Regions from separate parts of the Homo sapiens genome. Here region 1 is linked to region 2. A link is an interaction called in ENCODE POLR2A ChIA-PET data of the cell type or tissue named here. Cell type or tissue: MCF 10A. All regions are shown on one strand. Each heading gives the region's core, and the rest is flanking DNA. Links, peaks and the distances in the headings are about the cores only.

The links. ChIA-PET counts read pairs that join two places held together with the same protein. Peaks named below come from ENCODE experiments on the same cell type or tissue, not always from the same donor. Only the 100,000 strongest peaks of a DNase experiment are listed, where the experiment ranks them.
Region 1: POLR2A ChIA-PET joins it to region 2 with 5 read pairs; 3 of 35 experiments call an interaction of 5 or more read pairs at or near these places.

Annotation. Positions count from the first base shown.
Region 1 is chr17:81,404,987-81,409,364 of GRCh38, reverse strand. The region is part of intron 2 of BAHCC1 (BAH domain and coiled-coil containing 1); the gene reads right to left. Among named protein-coding and RNA genes, the nearest start is that of MIR4740, 6.4 kb to the right of the region's middle. RefSeq lists a silencer at 1-256 and an enhancer at 3,223-3,777. In MCF 10A, for the core only: no CTCF peak of the experiment used is centred there; no DNase peak of the experiment used is centred there.
Region 2 is chr17:81,721,204-81,725,581 of GRCh38, reverse strand. No RefSeq gene overlaps it. Among named protein-coding and RNA genes, the nearest start is that of SLC25A10, 11 kb to the right of the region's middle. RefSeq lists an enhancer at 2,574-3,115. In MCF 10A, for the core only: no CTCF peak of the experiment used is centred there; a DNase peak (open chromatin) is centred at 1,731.

The DNA of each region.
Region 1 (4,378 bases), core at 136-4,135, 320 kb after region 2:
GGACAGGAGCCCCACCCCCACTTCTGTCTCCCACCACCTCGTGTGGCGCTAATCAGGAGAGGACAGCGCCATCTGCCAATCCCCTGGGCTCTGACACCCTTTAAGGTGTAGCGCACACAGCCTCAGGAGCCGCCATGACAACTGAAGATGCTACACGAAGGCCAGGGGATGCTGCCATGTCCCCCAGGCAGGTGCCCACGCAGCCTGTGGCCCCACGCCATGGTCCAGTGTGGGGGGAACACCTTGATTTTTAATAAAGAGACCAGAGACCCTGGCTGGGTCTCTCACCACTGCCACCTCCTAACTTAGTTTTCCCAGAGTTAATCGTTCATCTTTTCCGGTGTGGGGGTGAAATCCTAGGGGAAAAGCAGAGCTCTTCACACCCACACACGCGTGCCTGTGCGCGTCACCTGAGCGTGGATGGGCACTTATGCACTGGGGCAGGAGACGGAGGCCAGTGTGGCTCAGCCCAGCTCTGGGGATAGGAAGGGACAGAAGGACATTTCCACCCCCAGACTCAGGAGCCTGCAGTCTCCCAGGAAAGGTGGCTGATATCAGGGGAAAGGCACTGGCCCCAAACAAGCCAGCCAGGGGGGCTGGGCAGGGGCTGCTGCCAGGCTCTGTGGGACAGACCCAGGTGGGTGGTCAGGGCTGGGAGGTCATAGAAGGGGACAAGAAGGGCTGCAGGCCAAGAACAGCTCAGCTGGTGTGGGGCATGGAGGAAAGGAGAGGTGGGCATGGAGCAGTCGGGGACCCCTCTCCACTTAGGCAGAGTCACACGGGGGCTCTGAGAGGATGTGACGCCGGGATCAGAACTCCAGGGTGGCAGGGGCAGGCACTGGGGATTGTAGAAGCTGCCCAAGTAAAGGGCCAGGCAGGGGTAGGCCCCAGGAGGGGCAGGGCACGGTGGGCAGAGACGGTACTGAGGGCAGCTGAGAGGTGGGGGTGCAGGGTGGGAGCCTGGGGGGTGGGAGGCAGGTGGGGCCTGGGGTAGCCGAGCATCTAGGAACCTCTAGGACCCCAGGCGCAGAGGCCTGGGGTGGAGGTGGCCACACAGGACAGGAAGCAGTGCCCCATGCAGGCAGCGGCTTCCAGGACAACCAGACAGCCTCAGGGCAGGCCCGGGACCAGACCTGGCCCCGAGGCATTCGCCACGCACTGGAATTGATCTTGACGGGAATGTCCTCCTCCTGCCGAGCAAGAGCTCAGGAAAGGGCAAGGCCAAGTTCAGCTGGAGCCCGAGGACACGGTCCACAGCCACACAGGGGCAGCAGGAGGAAGGGGGCCGGGGAAGGCGCTGAAGGGAGGCTGAGCCACAGAGGGTCATGTGGATCTGGGGCTCTGCTCCCTCCTGCAGGTGGCCAGGAACCAGGAGCCAGGAGACGGAGGATGGAGCAGTTGGGGAGGACGTAGGGGGCAGACAGGTGCCCGTGCCAGTCACTAAGCAACCTGGCTTTCCCAGGGGCCACTGGAGTGGGACTCCTTGTGGGCCAGTTGTGAACAGTGTGAGTGTGTGTGTGCAGGTGAACACCTGCCTCATGGTGTGAGCACACAGGAGCAGGTGTATGTTGCCACATCTGTGAGTGTGAGCAGCTGTGAGCTTGGTCAGTGAACCTGTGGCTAGACCCCGCTGGGATATCCTTACTGGGGTCTGCAGAGTGGGCCTCACCCAAGAGGGGGCCACAGCTCTACGTCCACAGAGCCAGGAAACCCCTGCCAGGCGGCAATGTCTGTTCATGCCTGAGAGGGGACCTGCCCCACAGCGCAGCCCCTTCTCCCACCCACCATGGCACCCCCATCCTGGGCTCAGGTCTCTTGGGTCTCCGGTCTGGGCATCCCCCATCTCTTCTTCCCTGGATCTGCTCACTCTCACCCATGCCATGTGTTAAGAACAGGAGGCGCCCCTGGTTGCAGAAGTCTCAGGGGAAGAAAGCAAAGCTTCAACTGTGCTCCAAGGACCGGAGAGAGAGGGAGTCGCACTGAGACCCGACTTCCCTTGAAGACGCCAGCAGGCTGGTTTCTTTCTTACTTAATATGGCTAAGGCTTCTCTTTTTTGGTGGGGTACCCCAAGAAGGCACTGCCCCCCAATGTCACCCTCCGCTTCAGGGAGCCCAGCCTGCTGCTCAGAGGACCCTATTGGAAGCACACCCATCCCCCATTTCTGGAAATTTCCACTGGAAAACCATGTCCCTGCACTGAGCTGGGGCAAGGGGCTGCTCTGCCGTTCCTCACAGTTGCAAGTGACAGTGGGTCTCCCACAGACCCCGGAGAGGGGCAGCACTTCCGGCCAGCCTCAGAGTCCCCGCATCTCAAGACACTGGACTTTTTCTTGGGGGATCCTAGGGGAGAGAAGGGAAGGCAGGAACCCAGCCCACCTGTTTGTCCCTCCCTTCCTCGCCACAGCAGGTCAGAATGAAAAAAACCCACTTCCTGGCTGATCCGATCGGGAACCTAATCGTGTGGACAGCTGCAGCATGCCAGCCCGGCTGGCTCCCAGCTTGGGCGCTGGACGCCTCCCCACCAGACCCGAGGCTCGCTGCAAACCCCGCGCCGACCTCATAACCAGGACCTGGGCGCCGCCTGCCCCCAGCGCCTGCCACCACATCCCCTCAGCGCACACCTAGCGCCCACCATCCCTGGATTCTCCCGCGGCAGCTGCTCTGGGGCCACGGGAGGCAGTAATATTATAGATTACAACAAACAGGGGCAGCCCACTGACAAATAGGCCTGCGTGAGCGAAACGGTATATTATCCCATAAAAACGTCAGCGGGCGGAGCCCGAGCGGAGTGCGGTCCCACGCCCGAGGCCCTTCCAGGCCCCATCCTTTGCAGAAGGGCCTGGGCTGCGGGTGATTTTCCAGACACTGCACGCTGGCTCTGATGTTTTTTTTGCTTGTTACACTGTGTCTTCGGTGAGGGGAAATGAGGTCCCAGAGGTTAATGGGGACCGGGGAACCCCAGGGAAGCCGTTCCCAGGTGGGCGGGGAGCGGGGGCTGGGAGGGGGAATGCAGAGCAAGTAACCCACCTACCCAACAGACAGGGGCGTGCTCTGAGTCCAAGCCCATTCACAGCACGTCTGCGAGGTGGGGGACACAAGGGGAGGCCATCTCCCCTCAAGGAGGCTGTCCAGGAGCCAAGGGTTTCGGACCCTCCCCTGGACAGGCCAGGACGAGCCTGCCTCCCTCCTCAGGGGAACAAGGCAGTGCCTGTCTTGAGGGAGGGCTTCTTTTTGGAAACCTCTCATTCAGGATGAACCCATTAAGAAGGCAGGCAGCTTCTGTTGTTTGAGGGTGTCAGGAGGGCAAGGGGGCACCCCAAAGGCTGGGCGGTATTTTCTCGAGGGACTCCCTAGGCAGAGGCTGGCCCTGCTGCTACCCAGGAGGAGTCCCTGTATCGCTTCCACAGCAGCTGATGGGCAACCAGGCCCCTCTGAGAAGACCACTCCAAAAGAGGGCATATGCCATGTACTGAGCTCAGGGGGTTGGGGGAGACTCTCCGGTGGGGCGTTGGCCAGGACAATCACAGTAGCTGCCTCACAGGATCCAGAGGGCAGAGGACAGAGGACAGGTCCCATTTGTTATGGGCCTATATTCAGGTATTTATGGTAGGGAGGAAGCCAGACCGGGGGGCCCAGAAGCCTCTTCCAGAAGGAAGGGCAGGGGGGCACGATGGAGCAAGGCTTTCTTCCACCAGGAAAGTATTTATTCCCAGCGGCACTGGCTGAACTCTATCTGTGCTTGGGAATTCCCAGCCCAGGGACATGGACAGTCTCGGGCTCAGACCCTGGAGCTAGATCAGGGTATTCTGGGAAATATAGTCCTTTGGGAGTTAGAAGGCCCTGCCAGGATTGGGGGCGGGGGAGGCAGATTGAGTTAAGAAACAGCCAAGGAAGAGGAGGGAGTAAAGGGAGTTACCCTTACTCCAACCCCAGGGTGGATGTTTAAAACTCCTGGGAAGTGGCTATATATAAACATCTGCTGCCTCAAAAGACACCAGAGGCCGGGCACGGTGGCTCACACCTGTAATCCTAGCACTTTGGGAGGCCAAGGTGGGCAGATTGCTTGAGCTCAGGAGCTCAAGACCAGCATGGGAAACATGGTGAAACCCCGTCTCTACTAAAAATACAAAAAATTAGGGCGTGGTGGTACATGCCTGTAATCCCAGCTACTTGGGAGACTGAGGCACGACAATGGCTTGAACCAGGGAGGCAGAGGTTGCAGTGAGGCAGTGAGCCAAGATTGTGCCACTGCACTCCAGCCTGGCAGACAGAGCCAGACTGTCTCAAAAAACAAAAACAAAACAAAAACAAAAACAAAACACACCAGACGATGCTACTATTCTAGCTTCAGATCATATCCACAGTGGCTTTTCTGGTC
Region 2 (4,378 bases), core at 193-4,192:
CATAACTTCAGAAAACCAGCTGGGCCATGGCTCATGCCTGCTGTCCCAGGGCTATGGGAGGCCAAGGCCAGAGGATCGCTTCAGCCTAGAAGTTCAAGCTGCAGTGAGCTATTATTGTGCCATCTCACTCCAGCCTGGGTGACAAAGCGAGACCCCATCTCAAAAATAATAATAATTATTGTTATTTTTTGTTTTTTTTGAGATGGAGTTTCGCTGTGGTTCCCTAGGCTGGAGTGCGGTGGCACAATCTTGGCTCACTTCAACCTCCGCCTCCCAGGTTCAAGTGATTCTCCTGCCTTAGCCTCCCAAGTAGCTGGGATTACAGGCATGGGCCGCCACACCCGGCTAATTTTGTATTTTTAGTAGAGACGAGCTTTCTCCATGTTGGTGAGGCTGGTCTTGAACTTCTGACCTCAGATGATCGGCCCACCTCAGTCTCCCAAAGTGCTGGGATTACAGGAGTGAGCCACTGCCCTCGGCCACACACAAAAAAATATTTTTAAAGTATGAGCTTCAGGCTGGGCGTGGTGGCTCACACCTAAAATCTCAGCACTTTGGGAGGCCAAGGCAGGTGGATCACCTGAGGTCAGGAGTTCGAGACCAGCCTGGCCAACATGGCAAAACCCTGTCTCTACTAAAAATACAAAAATTAGCCGGGCATGGTGGCGCATGCCTGTAATGCCAGCTACTTGGGAGGCTGAGAAAAGAGAATCGCTTGAACCCGGGAGGCAGAGATTGCAGTGATCATACCTCCCGGGAGGCAGAGGTTGGAGATCGTACCACTGCACTCCAGCCTGGGCAAAAAGAGCAAAACTTCGTCTCAAAAAAAAAAAAAAAAAAAAAAAAAGAAAATATGGAGAGCCAAGTGATTGATGATAAGGCAGACGCTCAGGCCATAGTGGGGAGCAGAACCAGTGTTCCAGAAGCTTCCAGAAGCCACTGGTGCCACCTCCCAGTTACAGGTTTCCCAACCCACACCCTTCTGACTTTATGGGGACTGTTTCCCCTTTTTTGTTTTACCACCTCAGTATGTGCTCCTAAATGCTACATTTCTTTTCTTTTTTTTTTTTTTGGAGACGGAGTCTCGCACTGTCACCCAGGCTAAACTGCAGTGATGCGATCTCAGCTCACTGCAACCTCCACCTCCCGGGTTCAAGCGATTCTCCTGCCTCAACCTTAGCTGGGGTTACAGGTGCCTACTACCACACTCGGCTAATTTTTTGTATTTTTAGTAGAGACAAGGTTTCACCACGTTGGTCAGGCTGGTCTTGAACTTCTAACCTCAGTATTCTCCCGCTTCAGGCTCCCAAAATGCTGGGATTACAGGTGTGAGCCGCCGCACCCGGCCCTACATTTTCATTTTGCTTCTTTGTTTATTGAGACAGGGTCTCACTCTGTTGCCCAGGCTGGAGTGCAGTGGTACAATTTCAGCCCACTGCAGCCTCCACCTCCTGGGCTCAAGTGATCCTCCCACCTCAGCCTCCCGAACAGCTGGGACCACAGGCGTGCGCTACCACACCTGGCTAATACTTAAAAATTTTCGTAGAGATGGAGTTTCACTAACTTGCCCAGGCTAGTCTTGAACTACGGGGCTCAAGTGATCTTTCCACCTTAGACTCCTGGGTAGCTGGGACTACAGGCACGCACCACCACGCCCATCTCCATTTGTGTCCAAGTTTCTATAAATACATGTTTTCTTTCCTCCTGGGTACGTACAGAGGCGTGGAATTACTGGGTTAGATGGTAACTGTGTTTAACACTTTGAAGAACTGCCAGACTCTATTCCACAGCGGCCACACCACCCTCCATTCCCAGTAGCGCTGGATGGTTCTCATTTCTCCACAGCTTCACCAACACTTGCTCAGTTTCTGTCCTTTTGATTTTAGCCTAGTGGATGCTGCCGCATCTGTGGTGGTTTGGATTTGCATTTCCTTAACAACTGATAATGCCGAGTGGTGTCTCCTGTGTTTATTGGCCATTTGTATACCTTCTTTCCCATCCTGTGCCATTAACAACTTTCTTTCTTGTAAGAGTTTTCTTATATGTTCTAGACTGTAGTCCCTTATCTGATACGATTTACAGAGATTTCCTCCCATTATGCGGGCTGTCTCCCGCTTTCCTGATAGTGTCCTTTAAAGCACAGAAGTTTTTTTGTTGTTGTTGTTGAGACAGTTTTGCTCTTCTAGCTTAGGCTGGAGTGCAGTGGTGCAATCTTGGCTCACTGCAACCTCTGCCTCCCGGGTTCAAGCGATTCTCCTGCCTCAGCCTGCCGAGTAGCTGGGACTGGTGTGCTCCACCATGCCTCGGTAATTTTTTGGTATTTTTAGCAGAGATGGGGTTTCACCATGTTGGCCTGACCTCAGATGATCCACCCGCCTCGGCCTCCCAAAGTGCTGGGATTACAGGTGTGAGCCCCCACGCCAGGCGAATAGACTTTTCTTTCCCCACTGAATTGTCTTGGCATCCTTGTTGAAATTTCTTGACAATAAATGATTATTGTGTAACTTTTTGTAAACTATGAAGTCACTTAAAAAAATGCATGGAGGCTGGATGCGGCGGCTCATGCCTGTAATCCCAGAACTTTTGGGAGGCTGAAGGGGGTGGATCACTTGAGGTCAGGAGTTTGAGACCAGCCTGGCCAACATGGTGAAACCTCGTCTCTACTAAAAATACAAAAAGGAGCCAGGCTTGGTGATGTGCACCTGTAGTCCCAGCTACTCATGAGGCTGAGGCACGAAAATCGCTTGAACCTGGTAGGTGGAGGTTGCAGTGAGCTGAGACCTCACCACTGCACTCCAGCCTGGGTGACAGAGCAAAAATCCATCCAAAAGGAGAGAAAAAAAAAAAAAAAAAAAAAAGCACGGAAATGACTGCTGACTCAGCAGGTGACTGCTGAAATGCTGACTCAGCAGGGTCCAGATCTCTCCCTGGCCCCCAAGCGTGAAACTGACTGGCTTCTGGCCTTCGGACCAGGTGGCCTGCAGGGCCTGTGGGTTAAGGGCCATGAAACCACAGGACTGACATCCCCTCTGACCTACCCCCACCCTGGGCCTGTGCCCTGGACCTGGGGAGCTGTGGCTTCTGTGGAGGGTGGGTAAGGAGCCCTGCCCACTGGCCTCCTCTCCCACCCCACCCTCTGCACCCTGCCCTGTGGTGGCCCACTGCCAGGCCTGGCCCTGCCAAACCAGACTGGGCACTTTCATCCCCTGACTGGCACTGTCCCAGTGGGGCTGACTGCAGGGAGGGGCTGGGGGTGATGCCAGCCTCTGGGGTGGCCCCGGTGCCCTGTCATGATGGCCGCTTCCTCCAGGGCTCCCATCAAAGCAGCTCTGAGAATGTGGTCCCTCCATCTGCAGATTTTGGGATTTGCTGGCTAGAGCTGCCTTTCTGAACCACCTGGTTTCTCAGGAAGCAGCAGCCTTCCCCCTGAACCTACCCAGCCACTCCCTGGGTGTGAATTTCCAACCTGGGCACTGGGTACCATGTACAAACCTCAGAGCTCCCACTGGTCCCCAGTTCAAACAAAACCAGCTCTTCACAAAATGCACATGGCAGTCAGAGAAACTTGAGCACTGAATGGATATTCAAGGATATCAAAGATTTTTTTTTTTTCTGAGACAGGGTCTTGCTCTGTTCTCCAGGCTGGAGTGCAGTGGCGCAATCATGGCTCATCGTGGCCTAAATCTCCTGGGCTCAAGTGATCCTCCCACCTCAGCCTCCCAAGTAGCTGGGACTACAGGTGCATGCCATGACGCTCAGGTAATTTTTAAATTTTCTGTACAGATGGAGATCTCACCATATCGTCCAGGCTAGTCTCGAATTCCTGGGCTCAAGAGATCTTGCCTCAGCCTCCCACAGTGCTGGGATTACAAGTATGAGAGATCACACCCGGCCCACCATTACATTCTTTTTTTGAAATGGGGTCTCGCTCTGTCACCCAGGCTGGAGTGCAGTGGTGCGATCATAGCTCCCTGCAGCCTCGAACTTGCAGGCTTAAAGGATCCCACCGCAGCCTTCCAAGTAGCTGGGACTACAGGCTGTTTGCGCCACTGCACTCCAGCCTGAGTGACACAGTAAGACCCTGTCTTAAAAAAAAAAAAAAGGGCATCTTTGGGAGGCCAAAATGGGCAGATCCCCTGAGCTCAGAAGTTTGGGACCAGCCTGGGTAACATTGTGAGACCCCAACTCTACAAAAACATACAAAAATTAGCCAGGTATGATGGTGCACGCCCATAGCACCAGCTACTTGGAAGGCTGAGGTAGAAGACTGGTTTGAGCCCAGGAGGCCCAGGTTAGTAAGCCAAGATCGTGCCACTGCACTCCAGTCTGAATGACAGAGCCAGATCCTGTGTCTGAGACCCTCAACCCCAGCCTCACC